3 separate regions of the Mus musculus genome follow, and regions 1 and 2 are each linked to region 3. A link is a loop called in an ENCODE intact Hi-C map of the cell type or tissue named here. Cell type or tissue: heart. All regions are shown on one strand.

Region 1 (8,000 bases), 110 kb after region 3:
GACCTCTAGCATATGCACTCCACTCCCACAAAGTTAGCTCAGTGTAACTCAGTGTAACACTTGAGCTCCGTAGACTCAGCCTTTGAGTACAGGTGTATGTGAGAGGCCCAAGGGTAAGGAGAGATAGAAAGAAATCTATCGTTTCCACCCACACAAGAGCTGTGTATTGTGTAACCCCAGGACTCAGGAAGCAGAGGAAGGAGGACAGGAGTTCAAGGACAACCTAGAATTCCAAGTTCTTTGCCATCTGGCCTCAACTTGCCTTTCCAATCTGTTGTTCAGGAAAGCCTACTGTCCAACCAGTGTTAAGGGCTTCTCAGTCCCTGTTGCAACCCTTCTCTAAAATCTGTTGTAAAGCTTCCCGAAGAAGCCTTGTCTGTTTGCTCTACCCTGGCTCTTTCCGTGTCTTCCTTTCTGAGGTCTTACACTGCTGTTCTTCCTCAGCATCTGGTTGAGAAATTTGTACGTCACCCAATTTTGAGTTCAGAGTCCAGTGCTGCCTGTCATGCATGTAACAGGTATCCAGTTGTGGGATATTTAATGGACTGTACCATTAGCTTATTTAAAATGGATTTAGTGAGTGAGTTTTTCAACTATGCCCAGCACATGGAGAAAGTCAGTATTTACTCCAGTATCTACTTCATTAATAGAAGAGAACGGAGGCTTTAAGAGGTTGCACCATGGCTACGGCTATATTAAAAAGAAGTATCCAAGTCCATTTTGGATCTCAGCTTCTAAATTCCAGATTCCCTATTCTTCTCCTCTGTTAAACTCCAAGCTGGAGTGTCAGCTTCCTATAGCCCACATATCTGAATACTGCCCATGGCCTGGAAGGGTGTCAGCGCCCTGAGCCACTTGGCACGTGGCAAGGAAGGGCTCTGGTGAATGTTCTGTGCCACAGAGTCCCTGTTCATCTGTTCCAATGTTCTGGTCACTACCAGAGGGTGCGTTTTCCCTCCTGGGCAGCCAGAAACCTGATAAAATCCTAAAGAGGAATATGATCATTCTCTTCTTGAAGGGCTTAGCAAGTCATTTGGCCTGCCTAATCTACTCAGACACTGTCTGGGGAATATTTGATATCCATGTAGTACAGGCTGTAAATTATTCTGTAGGGACTGGTCACAAGACCCTCACAACCCTGTCTCAGCTGGCCATCAGGAAGGTTCTCCCCTCCTGAAGCCTCACTGAACTGGAAAAGATCAGGCATCTCTCCTCCTTGGGGACTGGCTTGAGGTAAACTTAAAGCGATACGGAGGGACAATCCTCTTGTCTTCAGTGCTGAGCTGGCTGGCCCCTTTCCCTCTGCAGAGATCAGGCTACAGATAGAACCATTTCCTTAGCTAATTTGTACCATGTTTTCAGCACCAGCATCCAAATGCCTTACAGAGAGAGACAACTCCCTGTAAGGATCCAAGCAAGGAAACTGGACTAACAAGATGGCTCAGCAGGTAAAGGAGCTTGCTATCAAGCACAAAGACCTGTGTTGGATTCTTTTTTTTTTTTTTTTTTTTTTTTTTTTTTTTTTTTTTTTTTTTTTTTTTAGATTTATTTATTTATTATATGCAAGTACACTGTAGCTGTCTTCAGACACTCCAGAAGAGGGCATCAGATCTCATTACGGGTGGTTGTGAGCCACCATGTGGTTGCTGGGATTTGAACTTCGGACCTTTGGAAGAGCAGTCGGGTGCTCTTACCCACTGAGCCATCTCACCAGCCCCCTGTGTTGGATTCTTAAAGAGTTGCTCTCTGACCTCTACAGTCCACCAAAGCACGAATGCACCTCCATGACCCCGCCCCCCAAATAAGTAACCGACTCTAGTAAAACATGCAAATGAATAAATGGAGGGAAGCTACAGCATTGAAGCTGTTACAAATCACAGCTGCCGATGACTAAAGACCAGACACACACACACACACACACACACACTCACACTCACACCACTGACTCCCACAGGGAAGAAAAACGCCTAGACCGCTACACACTGACACACTCCCTCTGCCCTTTCCAAAGCACAGCGCAGGCACTTTTGGGCCTTAAGTCCCTAAAGTATTTTACTACCCACCCCCAGTTTGGTGAAAAGACTCGAGACTGCCTGTGTGTCACTATGTCCACTATCAGGGGCAGAGAGACAGGGTCTCAGGAATGGCCCTCAAACCTTCCTCCACCTCTATTTCTCTGCTCTGGTTGAAATGTCCAGACCGTGAGAGCCCAGGACGACAACTGGTGAGTGGGCTGAGTGCTGCCACAAGGACCCAGCTGGGTACCGAGAGCTCCCAGGCCCAGAGGGGAGGGGCAGTGGCCGTGACTGGCAGCCCCCGGACCTTACAATGAGCAGCACCCCAGGACCTGGAGGCAGAGTGAGCCGGTGCGCACACACCACCTGCCCTATTCCGGGTGGTTCCGGGCAGGCTCTTCTGGGGACCTTGACCGCCAGACGATGGCTCTGAGAGGTGGCTAGAGACTCTCGCCCAGTGCCGGGCTCCTCTCCAGCGAGGTCCCGGCGCTCTTTCCCAGGCGTGCAGGTTTAGAAATAGGACGGCCTCGCCCGGCCGCGGCCTCGGAGGCTCGGGTCCCCATATATAGTCATATCCACCGTCAACTGGGAGGCCGGCAGGCGGCAGCGAATGGGCGTGCGGGCCCCCGCGGGAGGAGCGAGGAGGGGGCACGGGGCGGAGGCAGGAGACTGGGAAAGGGGGAAGGAGGAACAAGCTTTTCCAAAAAAGTATTGGCTGTCCTAAGGAATGCGGTCGCCCCCCTGGGAAAGTACATATCAGGGAGCAGCAGGCAGCTCCGCGCTCGCACTCCGGCTCTGCTACCCCACCGCGCTCGCGTCTCCTCTCGCTCCGCTGCCTAAGGGCCCCTCGCCACCGCCACCATGGACGCCATCAAGAAGAAGATGCAGATGCTGAAGCTCGACAAAGAGAACGCCTTGGATCGAGCTGAGCAAGCGGAGGCTGATAAGAAGGCGGCGGAAGACCGGAGCAAGCAGGTCTGCATTTATCCCCAACCTCCAATGCCCCAGCTTAGCGTGGGTCGCTCAGCCCCGGGACCCGAACTGGCTCCCTTTCCTCATCCCATCCCCAGCCAGGGTGTCCAGGGGCGCACGTTTAAAAAAGAAAAGGAGAAGCGCGAGAGTTAGACTGATTCTAACTTTTCTGTCTCGTCCGAGGACGCTCGTGGCCCTTCTCTGACTCCCACGGTCTGCGAGGTCCACTGAGCTTCTTCCCTAGAGAGGCTCTTGACTCTTAGGGTTGGGAATCAGTTTTGAAAGAGGAAGAGAGAAAGGATACAAGTTCCCGGGTTGCCTGGAGGGAAGGGTGGGGGAGCGGAGCAAGGCTCAAGTCCTAAGGTGTCCGAAGTTCTTTGGACTTTTTGGTTGGGGAGAAAGATCCCTCAACACGGGATGAAGACTTTGAAGGGAAGAGGAGGGAGTCACTGAATTATTTCCTAAGAACAAAGATGGGACAGAATGGGAGACACACGGAAAGCTAGCCAAACAAGGACATGTTTCGGCAGTCCCTCAAATTGAGAACCTGAGCTTGCTGTCCTCGGCCGGCCGGAGCGTGTGGTCCCGGGTTGGGGGGTGGTGTGCGAGATGAGTCACTGAGTGAGATCTCTGGGAGAGATATCTTAGGGTCCCTTGAGCCCCAAAGCAGCGATCCCTTAGCCCCAGGGCTCCAGCCAACCTGGCACCCATTTGTTATGTGTCTCCCACCCGGTCCATGCCGGCCGCCCGCGCCCGCTCGCCGCTACCCCAGCTCGAGGAGGACATCGCAGCGAAAGAGAAGCTGCTGCGGGCGTCGGAGGACGAGCGGGACCGGGTGCTAGAGGAGCTGCACAAGGCGGAGGACAGCCTCCTGGCTGCCGACGAGACCGCCGCCAAGGTACCCCGGGCGCGCGGCGAGGCACTGCACACGAATGGCTAACTCTTTCTCTTTCTCTCTCCCTCCCTGTCTTTCCCTCTCTCTCTCTCTCCCGCTGTCCCTGTCCTTTATGGTCTATGCACCCTCAACCCGCACCTTGCGGGATCACGCTGCCTGCCGCACCCCACCCCCTCCCCCTTCCCCCCTCCCCGTACTCCACTGCCAACTCCCAGCTGGAAGATGAGCTGGTGTCACTGCAAAAGAAACTCAAGGGCACTGAAGATGAACTGGACAAATACTCCGAGGCTCTCAAAGATGCCCAGGAGAAACTGGAGCTGGCGGAGAAAAAGGCCACAGATGTAAGTGCACGCTCACACTGCCTCCCTCACCTCCTGTCCGTGTGGCCACTCTGGGGGGCGGGGGGCCACCACAGGGGCTGCAGAGCAAAGGAAGAGGGCGAACCTCCTCCTGCAGGGACACCTGCACACAGCCTGGCCGTGGCCCAGAGCACTGGATGCCGCCTCTACTGCTGCTCACGTTTCATTTTTATTCCGTCCTTTCCCTTTTTCTCTTTTTCCTCTTCTTTACCTCCTCCCCTTTGGTTGGAGGTGGGTGGGTACGAAGCTGGGAGCTGAAAAGGGTGAAGCTGGAGGTGAACTTCGCCTCCTGCTGGTATAAAACCTCTGAGGTGTATGTCATCACCAAGGTCTGTGCAAAACAGAATACCTAGTGTTTGCCGCGCCCCCAGCCCCCGGTGGTTTTCGCTGATGGACCTAGTCTGAGTAAGTCCACAGAGCCTGGCCTTTAAATGGACTCATCCTTTTACTTCAGACGCTAAATTTGAGGGCTACTGTGACACTTTGAGGCTCTTTTTCTCACTAGACAAGCCTTAAGACCTGCCCAGGGAAGGTGATACTTGCTTGGGTCTGCAGTCTGAAGCACTAGATCCAGAAAGTACGCAGGGAGTTATATATAGCTCAGTGCTTTATATGGCATAGCGAGCTGGCTGCCCCCTGCCCGCCCCGCCCCCACCTGTCAGCCCTCTGACAACCACCACAGACGTGCTTCCAGGGGGGTGATAGACACAGTTCCAGTTCTGCTAAGCACCCTCTCCACCCTAGAGCTAGCCACTTCTGTCTAGAAAGTCAAGCTGACGGTCAGTTTCCCAATGCACTGACTTTTCGCACCACTACATTCCACTGGAGAAGCCAATTAAGCCTAGAGGCTCAATTAGAAAAGAATTCCTTGAGAAACTGATAACAATTCCAAGAATGTGTGAGCAGCACAGAAAGCTACACCCAGAGGCTAGACCCCCAAGTTCAACCGCAGTTTGTAATTTTTGGTCGGTTTATCTATTTCTGTTTATCTATTTATTTATTTTGGAGAATGTGTAATGCAGATTACCCAAGGATTTTGAAGTCTGAACAAGCCTTTGTATCATGAAAGGCTAGAGATTTATCTAGTGTTCTTGGTAGTGGTCCACCAGACAACCAACACTGGGATCAGACAAAAAGAAACATTTTAGTTTTCTGGAAAGGGGGTCTTGGGGGAAACACTGGTTTAGCTAAAACTCATGCTAAAACCTACCTGGTAAAAAAACAACAAAAAGCCTTCACAACTCTGAGCCTGTTTTGTATAATGTGGGTCAGATGTCTCCTTTGTATGTGCTCCATGGAGGATGCCCAGTCACCCCCAAAATCTCCTGCAGGACGTTTATTTAGGTTTTTCAAAAGAGCCGCTGATAGATCAAGGAGAGATATTCCATATAAGGAAAGGAATTCAGAGAATTTGCAAATAGCCCCAGTACCAATGGAAGCAGGAGGGGGAAAAAACACTACTATAATTCTTAAGGGGGAGAGATAATAATTGCTGTAACTATGTAGTGGTAATCATGTCTTTAATAAGAAATGGGGGGGGGGAGCACTGGAATGGGGTGGGGCAGAAGTAGAAAAGAGGCTATTTAAAGTCGTCTGTGGGGGTGGAGCCAGGAGGGGAGGGAGGTTCTTAGAGCCAGTTTTGGTTCTTTCTATGATCTGGAAAGCTGTCTCTAAATATGGTGTGAGCGTGTATCTCTCTCTCTTTTGGTTAGTGTATTGATCATCTTCCTCTTTAAAATACTGTAAGTTCTGCTGGAGACTCGGGATGTTGAAGGAAGTTTATGAAGTTTTGTTTTGTTTTTGTTATATTTAGAGAGATCCTGACTCACTTGAAATAGCTAAGACTTGAGGGAGAGACAGGTGTCACCAGAGGAAAGAGGCGGGCTGGAGAGAAGGCAGCCAGCCTCCTTGCCGTGGGGACAGTCTACTATCTAGTGTTAAAAATATAATTTTTGATTATTACTAAAAACATTGTCTCAATTTGCCAACCTACTTTTAGAAACTATAGTCCAGAAGTGTCTCCCCCACCCCCACCCTTAGTTTAAAAGGCTGCCTGTCACTTGGGGGCTAATACTCCCAGAAATCTGTTTTGTATTTTTACTGTTGTTTCCCCCCACCCCCCACCTAAATGAGGCTGAGTTCTGTTAAGACTCGATTATCTTGGCTCTTTCCCCCAAATAACTGTGATGTAGCTGATTGTTTACAGGATGTGAGTCTTCTTCCCTCTAGGTTTTTTCCTTATGTAGTGACTCAGGCTTATCTAAACTCAGGTTTTCCCTTGAGTGAGTCACACCAGGATCTCTTCAGATGCGACCTAGCTACAGTGTTTCTTAAACAACCAAGGGATTCTAACCGGTAGCTAAACAACCCATAGCTCTTCTTTAAGGACATCGGCATGAAAATAATCTCTCCAGAAACTGACATCCTAGGAGGAGTTGAAAAGGAAGACATTAAATTATTAGGGTGACTGCTTACTGCACCGGCAAGTGGCCAGTCTGTTCCCTAGACTGCTCTTGGAGGATTGCAGATGCCCTGTCTGGGCATCCTCAAGGTTGGAGGCAGATGATCTGTGAGCTCTTGGAAGGATCTGTACCCACCAATGCTTGCAGACAGACTGCTTAGAAACCAAGCAAGAGGCTCCACCTACCGGATGTGAGGGACCTAGCTGGAGTTCGCAGGCTTTGCTTCCTCAGCACAGACCAGAGTCGACTAGGAATTCCAGAGGTGTTCCAGCTTTGGAAGACAGGCTAGGCAGGGTTTTTGTTTGTTTGTTTTGGTTTGGTTTTGGTTTTTTTTTTTTTTCTTTTCTTTTTCTACCTTCGTTTTCATTCTCCACTCCCACACATTTAAACAAGGCTAGGATTGATTCTTTGACAAAGGTGCAGGATAAAAATCCCGGAGACTTGACAAGCTTTTAAAAACATTTGCAAGTAGGGATGGCAGAGATGGGTTCTTAACAGAGTGTGTCCATGTGGCTTTCCATCTGGTAACCAGAGGCTCTGTCACAGGTTCCTGTGGTCGTACAGACCGGTTCCTCAGATTCCAGATATCAGGCTGAATTGCCTGAGGTTGCACAGTTCGTTATGGGGTCCAGACAAACTCTTATGGTAGTGCATGTGTGCTTAATTATATAGTTTGAGTCCTTAAATATGTAAGGCATTGTTAAATGTTTTATATCATCTGATAATTGTCAACAGCCCTGTGAAGAGCCCTGTACTATTATACTCGTTTTTTTAAGAGATAAAGCCCTGAGAAGTCATTTGTCCAAAGGCACACAGCCAGCAGAGACTTAAGAGCCAGATTCAAACCTTAAAAAAGCTGTATTTAGAACAGGAGATCTAACCACTACGCTTTGCCAGCTAGTAATTTACACTTGGTGAAATAGTTTGGATTCTGGAGTTCTTTTAGTCAGAATCTTGTGTTCTGTTGTTCTTTACACGGATCTTTAGGATATTCATATTTCAGGCTCCAAGTTACCTGTTCAGACTCTGGTAAATCGGGATTACAGAGTGCTCCGAGCATCCAGGAGTTGTCAATGCCTTTAGCATTAGGAATGATGCTGTTCTTTACAGCGTTTAGGGTACGTTCAAAGTCTAGGTTTCTACCCTTACTCAGCTTCAGGAGAATCGGGATTTCGGAGCGCTCCAAATGGCCAGCAGGAGTCGCAATAGGCTTTAGCATCCAGATCTTCTACTTGGCCCAGGCTCAGCGGAGTGGATGCAAACGCCCTCCTGCGGTGGCCTCGCTCTAGGCAAAGCA
Region 2 (8,000 bases), 160 kb after region 3:
GAGCAGGCCAAATTCTTGACAGTCACCATCAATAGCCACAAGCAGAAGCATCCAGTCAGTAGGTTCCCTGGCACAGGGCCTCCAGCCAGGGAGCTGTGCCCAAAGGCCTGTGAAGACACAAGACACATACCAAAAAGATTTTTTGATCTAAAACGTAAGAGAGGAATGGAGTGAAAAACAAGACATTTTAATTACGTGTCCAGAAAACAAGTCACTACGTCAACCCCATTCACATTTAACTTTAGCAACCTCTAAATTCTCTGCTCGGAAATACTGCTATGGCTTGACTCTTCCCCTGCTCTATCGGACTTCCTGTGCCTGTGTGAGACAGCTCAGAGAATGTGGCCACCTAGGTAGTGAGTGAGTATGTGTGGCTTAACAGTTTCAAAACAGAAAAGAATAAGATTCTGGGGCTGGGAACATGGCTCAGCAGTAAATGCTCCCTGAGCAAGAGTGAGGACCCAAGTTCAAATCCCCAGGAGCCCACATAAATGCCAAGTGGTTCTCTGGAGGCAGACAAGGGATCATACTGACTGGCTCTGAGTGTGACCGAGGGACCTAACTCAGGAAGCTGGATGAGCAATGCAGGGTGTTCCTAACATCAACCCTGGGCCTCCACATGCATATGCACACATAAGCTCACACACGCGTGCAAAAAAGCCCATACAAGCACATACATACCATACACATGGGGAAAGGATTAATAATAATAATAATAAGAAGAAGAAGAAGAAGAAGATCTTTTTTATCTTTTCCACAGTAAACATTTTCTAGTTAATGTAAAATATAAGTGTATTTAGTGTGCCTGATATAATATTGAAAGCAGATCCCATTCTTACAGGACTTTTGGGCATATAATAGTCTTGGGGGTCAGGCTTTATTAAGCCAGATATCCAAGGAGACGATGGGACTCCATTGCTGCGTGGTAATTGGATGAGCTGAGCCTCAGAACCTTCCAGAGTCTGTTCATATCTAAGTACTTTAACTCAGAAATATTATTCAAGGGGATGAGCTTTTACATGACGGGTAAAATGCACCTTGCCAGTGTGATCAGCTGTTATGGTAGGGTTCCCCTGGGGTTGATGGAGTTGGGGGCACATACATGCACACACACACACACAGACACACACAGAGGCCAGGCACCTGAGCCACTGCCTGGCAGTGTCCCCTAGCAGTGATGGGTCTACTGATTCTAGCTGGAAGGTCGACACCAACAAGCACTAAAAGTGGACCCCGATGGCAGGCCCTTTGTCCTTTAAGGATGTCTTTTTCTCCCTGTGATGATTTCCCTCTTAGGCTTGGGAACAGGAAGGACAGAGTAAATAGCCTTCCCCAGGTCCTTCATGGTTTGTCTTTGATGCGGTTCTCAGGCTTGGACTGTTGCTGTCCCTGTCACCCCAGCTGCGCTCTCTTCTCCCCACCTAAATCCCCTCACGGTGGCCATTGGGCTCCCTTTACCCCCACCCAGCAGGCTGACTATAGCTGTGAAGGATGGAAAGAGAAGCCAGCCTGTTTATGTCTGGATCTAGGCTTCCTCATCTGGTCTCACCGGCTGACTGCAGGCAGTGACTTCATCCCTCAGCGGACAGTGGAGGCCTTGGTAGGGCCACTGGAATTTTCCTGTTTTGCACTGGCAGGTGACTTGGGGAAGGCAGTTTAACAGGTGCAGTCCCTGTCTATTGTGGATGTTAGTGACCAGGATATCAAGAGACTGGAGAGCAGGTTTGCCCCTCCTCCTGCTGGATCTCCCTGCCTCTAATAACCCCTTCATTGCCAAGCTTGGTTTTCATAAGGATGGGCTGTCACCCACCCAGCACTTTCCTGATCCCAGGGAACTGTGTATTTTTTATGTCCTTAGCCATGCTAAGGAGAAGTAGGTCAGATCTCAGACTTATCCCTGCATGATAAATGAGGAATCAACTCAAGGTAAACTGCCAAGGCCGGTGCTCTATGGCAGGTGAGTGGATGAGCCAGGCTTGGCTCCTCTGGAAGCTGCTACCCCCGGGGAGGCTGCAGGGAATCACTCATTCTCATTAAGTCGCCTCAGAGTAGGCAGTGAGTGCATTGTGAGGGGGGAGGAGGGGATGTGTGGGAGGCAGTTTCCATGACTCAGAAAGTCCGGGGATCTTAAAATGCTGACATCACATGAAGTCATTAAGTAGAGAAGAATCATTTCACTGATGTCAAGATCCTTCTGATTCATCTATTCATGCATTAATTAATTCAGTAAGTGTATAAATGCATTGAGTACCACTCCCTGTTCAATCAATACAAGTCTGTATGCCAAAGTCAGTGCAAACCTGGGTTGGAGAGATGGTTCAAACATTAAAGCACTTACTGCACTTTCAAAGGGACTGCATTCAGCTCCCAGCACCCACATAAGACGGCTTATCCAGTGCCAGGGGAATCTGACACCTTTTGACCTCTGCAAAGGTCTGTGTGTGCATGGTGTACTCAGAACTCACCCAGGTATGCGCATACATTTTTTAAAATTAATTTTTTAAAAAATCAATGTAGGGGCTGGTGAGATGGCTCAGTGGGTAAGAGCACCCGACTGCTCTTCTGAAGGTCCGGAGTTCAAATCCCAGCAACCACATGGTGGCTCACAACCATCTGTAACGAGATCTGACGCCCTCTTCTGGAGTGTCTGAAGACAGCTACAGTGTACTTATAATAAATAAATAAATAAATAAATAAATCTTAAAAAAAAAAAAGAACAGTGGAATTTAAAAAAAAAATCAATGTAACCAAACACCAAAATTCACTAAATTATCAACTTGATCAATTGTTGAACAATTAACTTACTGGGGACATTTTTAAACCAAATTTTTAAACCAAATTGTTGAACAATTAACTTACTGGGGACATTTTTAAACCAAATTTACCTCTTTCAGTTATAACAACTTAAATGCTAGAATTAAATTAAATTACTAGCTAGAATGTTGGCTAAGCAAAAATACTTAAGCATTCTTTTTCTACATGAAATACTACATTTTTGATCATTCCAAGCCCTTATCTAAAATTGTTTTTACTGCTTCTGAATTCTTTTTTTTTTTTTTTTTTTTTTTTTTTTTTTTCAATTTTCGAGACAGGGTTTCTCTGGGTAGCACTGGCTGTCCTGGAACTCACTCTGTAGACCAGGCTGGCCTCGAACTCAGAAGTCCGCCTGCCTCTGCCTCCCAAGTGCTGGGATTAAAGGCGTGCGCCACCATGCCCAGCTGTGAATGGTTTTTAATTATTTCATTATTTAGTTTATTGCTTTATTTACTTATCTGTTTATTTGGGGCTCATGTCACTGCAGAAGTGCAGAGGTCAGAAATCTAACCCCCAGTCCTCTGCAAAGACAGCAAATGCTCTTAAGTGTTAAGCCATTTCTTCAGCCCTCTTCATTTTAAAGGTCTTAAGGCATCTTCCAATAATTATTAGATGGTGTTTCTGGGTTTTTTTTTTTTATCATCATAATAAGTCTACAGGGTTACTTATAACATCACCATTTTACAGTCTAACCGAGGCATTAAGTACTTTGCACAAATACTCCAGCTGAATCCGATTTCCAGGCTGTCCAGCTTCAAGCTCACACAAATCTTTCTACCTCTACCACAATCTAAGTGCCCTCTGTGATCTATTACAAGGGCAGGACATTTGTATCTCAAAGTATAGCGAGAGAATTGAGTGAATGGTACAAATGGAAGCCTCTGGCAATGGCCCAGCCTCTGAGGCAGGAGCTTTTCTGTAGTAAATGTGGAAGTTGATGAAGTGTATGTGTGTGGGTGGTATATATGCACGCCCTTGGAGCCCCTGGAGCTGGTGTTACAGTTAGGAACCTGCTGACTTGGGTGCATAGAACCAAAATCTACAAAAGCCACGCTTTTAATCACCAAGCCATCCCTCAGCTGACTACTTTCTCAAGCTCATTCATTCCTTGGAGATCTGCTGCAGCAAAGAGTGAGAACACGCATGGGGAGGGCCTACCCAGTTTAGGAGAAGATGGACGAGAGAGAATGAGAGAGAGGTGGGTCACAAGTTACTCAAGCTTCCTGTGGCTGTCCATATTGACCTTGGTTTCAGAGGACCGTGAGGCACAGCCTGGAACACCGAGGGCACTGCGCCACCTGCTGTTCGCAGTCTGTACTCATCTGATTCTTGTCTTGCCCACATGTCTGGCAACCTCAGTGAGTTAAGCCTTTTTTTTTTTTTTTTTTTTTTTCCTTTCTTTTTTTTTTTTTTTTTTTTTTAAGTTAAGATTGGGAAGAGTGGGGGCTGGAGAGATGGCTCAGCAGTTAAGAGCACCCGACTGTTCTTCCAGAGGTCATGAGTTCAAACCCCAGCAACCACATGGTGGCTCACAACCATCTGCAGTGAGATCTGATGCCCTCTTCTGGTGTGTCTGAAGACAGCTACAGTGTACTTAGATATAATAAAAAAAAAAAAAAAAAAAAGATTGAGAAGGGCGATTCCTTGGTAGAAGTAAAAAGACTTGAGTAACTTTTATAACCATTTGTGAGGCATATGACCTTTGGGCAAGGCCTTTAGCGTTGTCATCCTTGTCTCCTCCTCCCCCTCCCCCTCTCCTCCTTCTCCCCCTTCTCTTCTCCTCCTCCTCTTCCACCTCCTCCTCCCCTCCCTGTCCCCTTCTTCCTCCTCCTCCTCCCCTTCCTCCTCCTCCTCCTCTTCTTCCTCCAAGACTGTATAGCCCTGGCTGTCCTGGAACTCACTCTGTAGACTAGGCTGGACTCAGACTCCCAGAGATCTGCCTGCCTCTGCCTCCCAAGTATTGTGATTAAAGGTGTGCACCGTCACTGCCCGGCCTGGCTTTTAGCTTCTTAGAGTAGTTTCTGTGTGTAAAATAAAAACCACAGGAATATTGTTTCACCCTAACATTTAGATGAAATGAATGCTCAGTTTCTCGTTATTTTACTTTATTTTGAGACAGGGTCTCATGTAGCCCAAATTTGTCTCAAATTTGCTTTGTAACTGAGTATGACCTTGAACTTTTGACCCTCCTACTTCCACCCTGCCCTGAATGAAGGGAAGAAAGGGGTAGGCTTTCTGAACAGAGCATTGATATAACTGACACCAAGAACAACAATTAACAAATGGGACCTCATGAAGCTAAAAAGTGTCTGTAAGGCAAAGGACACCATCTTTCAGACAAAGCGGCAGCCTACAGACTGGGAAAAGTTCATTCTTGGCTTTTAACCTGTGGAGCCGTCTCACCAGTCCCTGATTTTATTTGATTTGATTTGATTTTTGATTTTTTTATGGAAGAAAGACTCCCTAATTAAAATTGTTTCTACCATCTGCATCCATCTGAGAGTTTCCAAGATTCTGGTTCACAAATTTCAAATCACTCCTTTCAGGCAAATGAGCAATTTAAAACCAAGAAAACTGGAGTGGTCTTTTCTCAGCCCAGTTCTACTGGGAGCCGATACACAGAGCAAAGCTAAGAGGCTTGGCTCCCTCCAAGAAGACATGAACACCACAGCAGATTCTGTTTGCCTGGAGATCTTTTCCGGTGTGGATGGCAGTCATCAGACGGTAGCTCGCACACTGCCAGTCTCATCCTTCTGGACCATTAGCTTATGCTGCTGCTTTAGAAATTCAGCAGTGAGGCTGGTGAGATGGCTCAGTGGGTAAGAGCACCCGACTGCTCTTCCGAAGGTCCGGAGTTCAAATCCCAGCAACCACATGGTGATTCACAATCATCTGTAACGAAATCTGACTCGGTCTTCTGGAGTGTCTGAAGACAGCGACAGTGTACTTACATATAATAGATAAATAAATAAAATCTTTTTTAAAAAAAGTAGTTCAGCAGTACAAACTGTCTATCTGTGACTTCCAACAGTACAAGTAATAAATTCAGTACAACCCACTTGACTGGGTATTTCAACCCTGTGGTGATGGGGGATAAGGGAGCCTGGTACCAGGACTTCTCTTCTTACTGCTAGATGTTTTCCCATTAAAATGTAGCTTCTGAAATTTTTCTCTCATTTGTGGAAATAAAAATAGCATTTAAGGGCTGGTGAGATGGCTCAGTGGGTAAGAGCACCCGATTGCTCTTCCGAAGATCCAGAGTTCAAATCCCAGCAACCATATGGTGGCTCACAACCATCTATAACGAGATCTGACGCCCTCTTCTGGTGTGTCTGAAGACAGCTACAGTGTACTTACATGTAATAAATAAATCTTTTAAAAAATAGCATTTAAAAAAGATAGCATCTGGGACTGGTAGAGGTGGCTCAGCAGTTAAGAGCACTTGTTGCTCTTGTAGAGGGCTGGAATTCAGTTCCCAGCATCCATATAAGGTGGCTCACAGCTACCTGTAACTCTAGTTTCTACCCTCTGCTGGCACACAGGTGGGTACATACTCAAGAAGATACACAGGCATTCACATAAATAAAAGCAAATCTTTTAAAAGATAGCATTTAACTTTACTAAATTAATAAAATTTTATTAAAATCCACACATTGCTGGGGGATTTCCATGACCTCGCACATACCCAGTGGCATGATTCGTGAAACCCTTTTGGAAAGCAACAGACATATGCTTGCAAGAAAGCTCAATATTTGCCATTCCTTTGAGGTAATAGAACTATTTTTTGAGACCTTATCTAACAAAGTGTTGCATTTGAAAGTCTGCCCATATGAGACATGGTGGTACATGACTTTAATCCTAGCACTTGGGAAGCAGAGGCAGGTGGGTCTCTGTGAGTTCAAGGCCAGCCTGGTCTACATAGTGAATTTCAGGACAGCTAGGGATATGTAAAGAGAACCTGTCTCAAAAACAACAACAAAGCCGGGCGTGGTGGCGCACGCCTTTAATCCCAGCACTCGGGAGGCAGAGGCAGGTGGATTTCTGAGTTCGAGGTCAGCCTGGTCTACAAAGTGAGTTCCAGGACAGCCAGGGCTATAGAGAAACCCTGTCTCGAAAAAAAAAAAAAAAAAAAAAAAAAAAAAAAAAAAAAAACCAACAACAACAACAACAAAATAACAGCAGCAATCTGGAGAGATAGTTCAGTGGTTAAGAGCACTGACTGCTCTTCAGAGGTCCTGAGTTCAAATCCCAGCAACCACATGGTGGCTCACAACCATCTGTAATGGAATCCGATGCCCTCTTCTGGTGTGTCTGAAGACAGCAACAGTGTACTCACATAAAATACATAATTTTTAAATAAATAAATAAATAAATAAATAACTGCAACTGTCCCTTGGGTAATAATCCCCATAGCACCAAGATACAACAGTAGAAAACATAAATCCTGATCTGAAGGGACCATGACTAAAGTATCTCTCTGGACTACTATACAGACACTAAAATGATAATCACGGGAACAGGGAAGATGGTCCAGATGGTAAGGAGCTTGCTAGGTGAGCAGGAGGTGCTCTCCCCAGCAATCCCATAATAGCTGGGTGTGGTTATGTGTGTATGTAACCCTGGCATTGGATGAGAGCAGAGGCAGGAGGATCTCTGGGCCTAACACACTCAGTGAGATCTGGGGGGCAGAGACCCCATCTTAGAAGATAAAGTGAATGATTCAGGAAGACATCCAACATTGACTCGTGGCCTCCACATGCAACATGCACACGTGTACATTCATGTGCACATGTGCTCACACACATGCACAGTGACAAACATGGAAATGCTTGCTATCATGCTAAGTAGAGAAAAGACAGAATGCATTATATGTCCATTTTTGTCGCGGTCCCCTTGTTGTCCATGCTCATGGATAATAGCTAGGCTAAAATGGGCAAATGCATGAACAGTTATGTTCAAAAACTGGGATTCTGGGTGATTTGGGGGGAAAGATTTATTTATTTTTATGTATATGAGTACTCTGTAGCTGTCTTCAGACACACCAGAAAAAAAGCATTGGATCTCAATCCAGATGGTTGTGAGCCACCATGTGGTTTCTGGGAATTGCACTCAGGACCTCTGGAAGAGCAGCTAGTGCTCTTAGCCTCTGAGCCATCTCTTCAGCTCCAATGGGTGTGTACTGGCTA
Region 3 (8,000 bases):
AAGAAAAGGAGAGAGGAAAGTGTTTGTCAGGCTGGAGGGGAAGTTGGGGTGGTAAATGGAGAGAGTGGGAGCAGAAACAGTATCAACTGCATGGGGCCCTTGCAAGGTCAGCTCTTCTGGTCCCAAGACAGCCAGCCTACATCTCAGGTTAGGCCCAGGCTAAAGGGCTTGGAGCATGGGGCTCCCACATGGTCCTCACAGAACCCCACGGCAAGAAGAGTGCCTAGCCAGTCAGTGTGTGTAAAAATACACCCATCACTCAACTCTGGTTTCTGAGGAGGGGCAGCGTGAAGCCATGGCATTCTGACACCTCCTCTGGGTCATACTTCTTTCTTTGGCAGGGCCTCCTGGCCTAGGGCTGTTGGTTCAAAAATGCTGCATCTCTGGGGATTAAAAATAACCCTGGATCTAGCTTGGCTGTACTCCCTCTCCCAGAATGACTGAGTTGTGGACAATGGCTGGTGTCCTCCGGGATTGTGTTTCCAGTCACCCACCCAATCTACAGACAGCCATACCACATCATGACTCCTCTGCTTAAGAAGGAGAGAAAAGAAAAAGATTGGTGGTTCTCAAGCCTAGGGGACAGTCAAGCCAAGGCCACTAAAATAGCCATGGTGATCCTGAGAGAAAGTGACAGGCCCTTTATCAACTGTCAAACACCATATGAATAAAGGTTCTGCTGTGCATAAGAGTGTGTGTGTGTGTGTGTGTGTGTGTGTATGTGTGTGTGTGTGTGTGTGTGTGTGTGAAGGGGCCCTAAGGCCTGGTTTGACCCCAAATAGCTCTGCATGTTAAAAGATACAACACTGGAGTTATTTCCTTCAGACTAGAAACCTGTACCCTCCACAGGTTCCTGCACACATGGCTGGAGCGCTGGCATGGGTGGTTAGATGTCAGACTTCCTCAGGACCATCTATGCCATTTGGAAACATTCTTAAGATGACGGCTCTGCTTCCATCTGCATTCGTGTTCTTGTGGCTGAAGAGCCACCGGCAAGTGTCACTGGTTTTCTAGAGACTGGTGAACTCACTGAACCAGAGCGTGGCTAGAACCACACATCTTTTTCCATCACCACTGATGATCAGATAAGGGGCTTAGCTCTGGGGACCCTAGGGAGAGAGGTGGGGTAGCTGCAAGAGAAACCACACTGGAACCCTACAGAGGAGAGGAGCTGTAATCTAAGGATGCATTTCACAGCTTTCCTGTTAATAGGTTGGGGGTTTTTTTGGTTTTAGTGGGTTTTTTAAAATTTTTTATTTATTTTATTTTATTTTTTTAGTGGACCCTTGCTGTCTCACAAGGAGTCACAACTACAAAACTTACCCTCAAGGTTGTGAAAGGAAATAAAACTTGAGACCTGTGATTCATGTAATGTATGTCAAATAGCCCAAAGAGTTGTTTGTGAGCTTTGAAACCTGGAGCTGAGAACATAGCAGAACAGACCAGGACATGCCCGGGCAGGCCCATCGCCTCCCTATCTCCTACCCCTCTGACCTAAGTTAAATGTTACAGGCTGCTGATATTTAAATGGACCAATCATGTGAAACCGTGCCAATTCCTCCCCCAGCCCCACTCCTTTTCTATAAAAACCCCTAGCTTCCAAGCCTCGTGGTCGAATCCACTGTCTCCTGTGTGAGATACGTTTAGACCCAGAGCTCCACCATTAAAATACCTAGTGTTGTTACATCAAGGTGTTGTGTTCTATTCGTGATTCTTGGGTGTACGCCGAATCGGGAGTTGAGTGGGGGTTTCCCCACTAGGTTCTTTCAGTTGCATCAAGGATTCTCCAGAGATCCAGCCATGGCTTTACCAAAGCCGTTGGGAGCACTATCAAGAGACCTAGCTCAGAGATGATTGATGTTGGCCCCTGGTGCCAGTTCAAGGCAAGATAAGACATGTACTTTAAGGTTTGTCATCCCACCCTGCGCCACCTGGAGCCCACAGGAAGGGTGGCAGTGGGAGCAGCTCACACAAAGGCATAGGAACATAGGAGGAGGCTCTGACCACACCAACCCTGACTGCCGGTACACAATCCCTCCCTCCACCCCCAAGAATTATCTCAGCTGTTTTTATTGTAAGGACAAGCTCAGACACACACCCTCCCTGCTTCCAGATGTGTTCGTACATTCGTTCATCTTCCTTTTCCTGTCACTAGCCTTCTTTTCCAAGCAAAGCCCCCACTGTACCTTCATCTCATCTGCTCTGTTCCCGAACCCCTCACACTCTCCATACCCTCTTTCCTCTTTCCCCAGGGCCACTGTCTCCACTGGGGGTGCCTCCTAGACCATTTACACAGGAGGCTGCTCCTCCCACCCCCGTGGTGGGTTGGTCTGATGCTGCTTGTATTCGAATGCTAAATTCTGTTTCCCACATTGTTCCAAGATGAGCAGATCCTCACATATATATACCAGCTTTTGTGGTAAAAATCTTGTCCCCCAACTTTTCTGTGATTGGTTAATAAAGATGCCTACAGCATGTAGCCTGACAGAAGAGAGGTAGGCAGGTAGATGGACTGTGACTACATGGCCATGAGGAATGGAATTGGAGTAGGAATGGCTCAGGTAGAACGTGGCAAGTGATATCTTGTGGCTATTGACAGGGGAGTAGACAAAATAGCATAGAGGACTAATATCTGCCCAGCTCTAGTGTTTTAAGGCTTATTATAAATATAAAGGTTTTTGTGTCTTTTATTTGGGAACTAAATAATCTAAGGTAGGATAGAAACCCTCAATATTAATATTAATATTTGCTACAACACACCTCCCCCATCACCTTTCATTGCCAGGTGTCTCAAGCCTGAGGGTTGTAGGCTGGCTAACTCATTGATTGACAGCTATAAAAACCACCTTCACCTTCCCACTTCCTCCTACCCCTTACTCTACCTTTGAACCACAGCACAAAAGATTCCTTACTGCTGAGTCCTGGGCTCTGGCCAGCCCTGGAGCTTTGACCCTCCAGCCCACAGGTTGCTCACCTGCCTTTTCCCTTGGGTTCCCACGCCCAGCATGACATTAAACACCCAGGTGTTCTCTAAATTCTGAGCTTGACAGTACCACAGTGCCCTGGAGCTGTGGGATCCGGGGTCCTGTAAAAGCCTCCAATTCCCTTATGAGGTGGTAATAATACTAAGACCAAGTAGTAGATGTCAGTGTGTACATTAATACTCCCTACCAGGCTTTCCCTGTTAAATGACTAATAGGCAGGAGGCATGTACATCACGGATACATTAGACAAAAGGATACATCACATCCCAGGTAGGATAGAGCAGGATGGAGCAAGATTGCTTCAAACTATGTATTGATTTAGTTCTTGAATGTTCTACTTATTCAATCCCAGTTAACCACAAACCAGTAAAATTACAGATTAGGGGGAACCTGCTTCATTTGGTAGTTGTATTATTAATTATCATATTATTAATTAATCTGACTACTTCATTTGGTAGTCAGATTATTAATTGGATATGACTTCACCTTTTAACATCCTTTCCCTTAGCAAACCCCCAACTCAATGCCTAATATGCAAAAGGTACAATTTAAAGGGCTTTAGAAGGCTTAATTATCTTAACCCTCAGGACAATTGTATGGCGCTTTCTTACGTCACGGAAGAGTAAGACCCAGAAAGGCGACGTGATTGCCCACAGTCAAGGTGACTGAATTCTTGTCCTTGGTACTTGCTCTACAGCTGCTAAGCCAAGCCTAATTACAAAGGTGGGAGCTGGCTCACACCCACGAGTGTGCTCTGAGGAAACACTCAACACTGCCCACACTGACGTCACTCAGGCCCAACCATGGCTTTTGTTGTTGTTGTTATTCAGCTTTTTATTTCTGTATACATTCAGTAGAAAAACACAGACTAGTATATCTACCTTTTGCTACTTTGTGGATTCTTTTCTTACCCCCTCCCACTAGATGAGAGAGAGAGAGAGAGGGGGAGAGAGAGAGAGAGAGAGAGAGAGAGAGAGAGAGAGAGAGAGAGAGAGAGAGAGAGAGAGAGAGAAAGAACCTGAATCTAATTTCTTTCCTTTTGTTTATTCTTTGAGCACAACTACTGACAAGCCACAACTAACTCTCCTAAACTACCACCAACCCCACCTCTCAGGGCCCTAGCATTTATATAGCCTCTGGAAAGTTCCCAGAATTCCAAATGTCACATAATTGTAGAAACTATCTGCAGATGGCAAAACCATGCCTCTGCTAGAGCCCGAGGCAAATCATAGTCAGCTGCTGTGGACAGTCTGAAGCAGCCCCATATCCCACACCTGGGATTAAAATGAAAGCACATTGGTGTAGTATTTCTGTGTTTTTAAAAGAACCTCAAATTCCCACTACAATCTAACAATATTATGTAGTGAGATCTGATGATAAAAGCAAAATGGAGGGCCAGAGGATCACACTGCTACCCATCCTTGCCGTGGCTGACAATACCTGCACACAGTAGGAGCTTGGCAGTCCTCTGAGGAGGAGCATGGGCTCTATCTTCTCTCTGTGGTCATCCAGTCATTCCCTCCACAGATGCCAGGTGGGGACCCAAAGGCTCACTAGAGGGCACTGTTCAGTAGGGCTGTCCCAGACATTTGCTTCTGTGCAAGGAGAGATGTGGAGGACAATGCTTAGGTCATTGGGAGGATCTAAGGATACAGTAGGATCAGAAAAGCTGCTCTCAGCTTAGCAAAGAGAATGTTAAAACAGGAAGGAAGCACAACACAGTAGACAGGATCTTGTCAGGTTTCTGTTTCTTTAAGTAAGCACTAAACAGGCCCCTGTCCTAGTGCACACAGGTGGCTCCAGCAGACAGCTGAAGCCCTGGGGGACTTGCACGGGTAGATTTCAGGTTCTTAACCATCTGGCTCCTCCCTGCCTCCCAACACCCACCCTACTGGTATTTCTTCTCTTTCCCCAGAGTCTCCCATGGAAAGCTGAGACCAAGGTCTGGTGGAGAAACATCTGCTTCAGGCTAGCAGCTGTACTCTGGAGCGTCTTCTTCAGAATGTCAACATATAATTTACAAAAGTTAAAAACAGGACTGTCAGCCAGGCGGTGGTAGTGCACTCCTTTAATCCCAGCACTCAGGAGGCAGAGGCAGGGGCATCTCTGTCAATTTGTGGCCAGCTTGGTGTACAGATTGAGTTCCAGGATAGCCAAGGATACGCAGAGAAACCCAGCCTTGAAAACAAAAACCTTAAGCCAAACAAACAAACAAAAAATCAGTACTGTAATACCAACATAGAATATATGCATAGGCTTTTAACTCATTAATGAAGAAACCATTCAGATGACCTAATGATGATTCCAAGTCCTTTGGAGAAACTGTTTGCATTTAAAAGAAAAAAAAAAAGACAAGGTTGGGAGGGTGGTTCTAAACATAGTTACGTTCCTTTAGGGTCATTAAACCATATATAATCTTTAGATAGTCCTTTAATCTGGCTAAAAACCAGCAAATTAACATGCAACTTCCTACTGTGGAGGGGAGGGGTTTAACAGAAAAGTAATGAGACAAGTGATGTGGAGATGTTTCCTGGAGAGCACTGAAGACTTTTTTTTCGAGACAGGGTTTCTCTGGATAGCCCTGGCTGTCCTGGAACTCACTCTGTAGACCAGGCTGGCCTCGAACTCAGAAATTCACCTGCCTCTGCCTCCCAAGTGCTGGGATTAATGAAGACCCTTCTTGAGGTGCTACGGAGACCATAGTGGGACAAAGTGCCTGTCAACCAGAGTTCAGAACCCAGACCCACACGAAAGCAGGACCTAATCTTCCAAGTGTCTGCAGTCAGTCCCAGCACTCCTCTATTCAGAGAGGGGAGGCAGCGACAGGAAGACCTCCAGATATTTGCTGGTGAGCCGGGCTTACACAATGAGGAGACCCCACCTAAATTAGGTGGAGAGGGAAGAATCAATGCAAAACGTCCTCTGACTTCCACATGAACTATACAGCATGTGAAAACCCTTCCCTCTCACACATATCAAACATACATACATACATACACACACACACACACACACACACCTTCTGAGAGGTCCTATTCAGCAAAGCCCTGTGTGACGTTGAAAAGATTTCCTGTACTCTTTTTGGTCTATCCCTAAATTCTTAGTATATTTTTCTCAATAATAGCAAATATCTTTCTATCTGAGATTGCCAGGATATTCAATAGCTTTTTGTCAGGTTCAACCTATTGGAATAAAAAAAAAAAAACCTTGAAGGAGCCTTGGGGGAGGGGCATGACTTTAATCCCAGCACTTGGAAACTAAAGGCAGTTGGCTCTCTGAGTTCCAGGCCAGCCTGGTTTACAGAGAGCTCTAAGACAACCAGGACTACACAAGTCCTGTTGTCAAAACAAAACACCCCTTGAATGTATAAACTCTCTGCCACGATGAATTCTGTGTCTCCACATTCTTCAGTTCCTGCCCAGGCGAAGAAGTATTTCTTAGCGTGAACCAGGCATTTTTAAAAGATTAATTTAAAAATTTCAGGTGAGATATTTTGGTTAGATCTTTCCCCCTCCCTTAATTCCTCTCAGATTCTCCTTATCTCCCTACCTGTGCACAACCTTATATTCATATGCATTCTCATTCATTCATTCTCTCTCTCTCTCTCTCTCTCTCTCTCTCTCCCTCCCTCCCTCCCTCCCTCCCCGCCCCCACCCCCCACTTTTTTTCTTTTCTTTTTTTTTTTTGTAATTAAAATTTATCTGTTTGGAGAGAGAAAAATTGTGGCTCTGAGCAGAGGAGGACAGCAGCGTGAAAGCATTAGGCCTGGTGGTGATGGTGGTGATGGTCGGGTCTCAGGACCCGAGTGGACTTAGTCCCGCCCCTAACCAAGAAGCTATTCGCAGTTGACACCTGATGGGGAGAAGAATGATCAGTTTCCTGCAAAGCTAGAAGTGTCACTGGGCCGATCAACCACACCACACTCCAGCACAGTCCCCATGCCCGAGAGTAGTAGACCAACACAAAATGAACCCCATCTTTGTGTGTGTGTGTGTGTTTTGTTTTGTGTTCGCTTTTCTTTGGTCTGATTTTCTTTTCTTTCTTTCTTTCTTTTTTTCTTTTTTTTTTTTTTTTTAGTTTGTTTTGATTTTATTTTTTGCTTTGTTATTGCTCTTCCTGATTTTCTTTTTCCCTTTTTTTTTGAGAGAGAAAGAACATTTAGTCAGGCGGGTGTGGAGGTGGAGAGGATCTGGGAGGGACTGGGGGAAGAGAAAGAATATGATCAAAATAAATTGTACAAAGAGTTTTAATAAAATAGCATCTTATGCTTTGCAGCTGGAGAGAGGCGTGTCTCAGAGCAGCCTTTACTGAGGGCTTGTCTGTGGCAGACATTGCCGAGTCTTGTGTATATTAAATCATGTCTTCCCCACAGCTCTACACAGTGAATGAGATATGGGGTGGGGCGTGGCTTAGTTGGCAAAGCACTTGCTAAGCGAGCATGAGTTTGATCCCAGAGTCCATTTAAAAAGCCAGGCAAGGTAGAGCACACCTGTAATCCTGGCACCAGGGGGCAGAGACAGGAGGATCCCCGTGGCTTGCTGCTGGCCAACTAGCCTTACTAAATCGGGGATCCTCAGGCCAGTGAAAGACCCTGTCTCAAAAAACAAACAAACAAACAAACAAGATGAAGAGCTTTTGAGGAATGACCCCAAGTTGACCTCTGACCTTTATGGAGGCTGCACGCAGACACACATGGAAAGAGAAGAGGAGAAAAGAGCCCAAAAGTCCAATGACTTGTGAAAAACCACACACCCAGCAACTTGTAGAAAAGAGATTTGGGCCTGGCACACTCCTCCTAACCACAGCAATATTTGTGATCTGGACTATTAATCATTTGTAAGTTCCAGAGTAGCTCTGTCCAGGCTGGAGACAGCAAGGAGACCTTCCCAGAGGAGATGGAAGGCAAACCGCATAGGTTGTCCCATTAGGGGAAGAAGGTGGGTCTGTCTCCTCTCTGCTGTAGTTACTGTACACCACATATTCCTACCCCATGGACCTGAGAGCTTCCAGGGCCCA

The links. Peaks named below come from ENCODE experiments on the same cell type or tissue, not always from the same donor. Only the 100,000 strongest peaks of a DNase experiment are listed, where the experiment ranks them.
Region 1: a loop joins it to region 3, with 6 times the contacts of the local background. A loop is called at or near these places in 15 of 42 quality-filtered maps.
Region 2: it touches region 3 in a loop (6-fold over the local background); 5 of 42 quality-filtered maps call a loop at or near these places.

What each region holds. Positions count from the first base shown.
Region 1 is chr9:67,044,009-67,052,008 of GRCm38, reverse strand. Tpm1 (tropomyosin 1, alpha) reads left to right here and starts at 2,796. Exons shown (of 10, transcript NM_001164248.1): 1 at 2,796-2,990; 2 at 4,098-4,223. The coding sequence starts at 2,877. In heart, CTCF peaks have their summits at 2,610 (motif pointing right), 4,540 (motif pointing left), 6,888, 7,981 and 1 weaker place; DNase peaks (open chromatin) are centred at 2,658, 3,638, 4,588, 6,838 and 2 weaker places; H3K4me3 peaks cover 6,304 bases; H3K27ac peaks cover 6,864 bases.
Region 2 is chr9:66,997,422-67,005,421 of GRCm38, reverse strand. No RefSeq gene overlaps it. Among named protein-coding and RNA genes, the nearest start is that of Gm30639, 11 kb to the left of the region's middle. In heart, CTCF peaks have their summits at 2,653 (motif pointing left) and 4,118 (motif pointing left); a DNase peak (open chromatin) is centred at 4,101; H3K27ac peaks cover 798 bases.
Region 3 is chr9:67,153,605-67,161,604 of GRCm38, reverse strand. Gm19299 (predicted gene, 19299) reads right to left here. Exons shown (of 3, transcript NR_045748.1): 2 at 4,425-4,579. It overlaps Gm40529 (a long non-coding RNA gene), which reads left to right. Exons shown (of 3, transcript XR_870878.2): 3 at 4,900-5,220. Among named protein-coding and RNA genes, the nearest start is that of Gm40529, 21 kb to the left of the region's middle. In heart, a CTCF peak has its summit at 4,534 (motif pointing right); a DNase peak (open chromatin) is centred at 284; H3K27ac peaks cover 2,806 bases.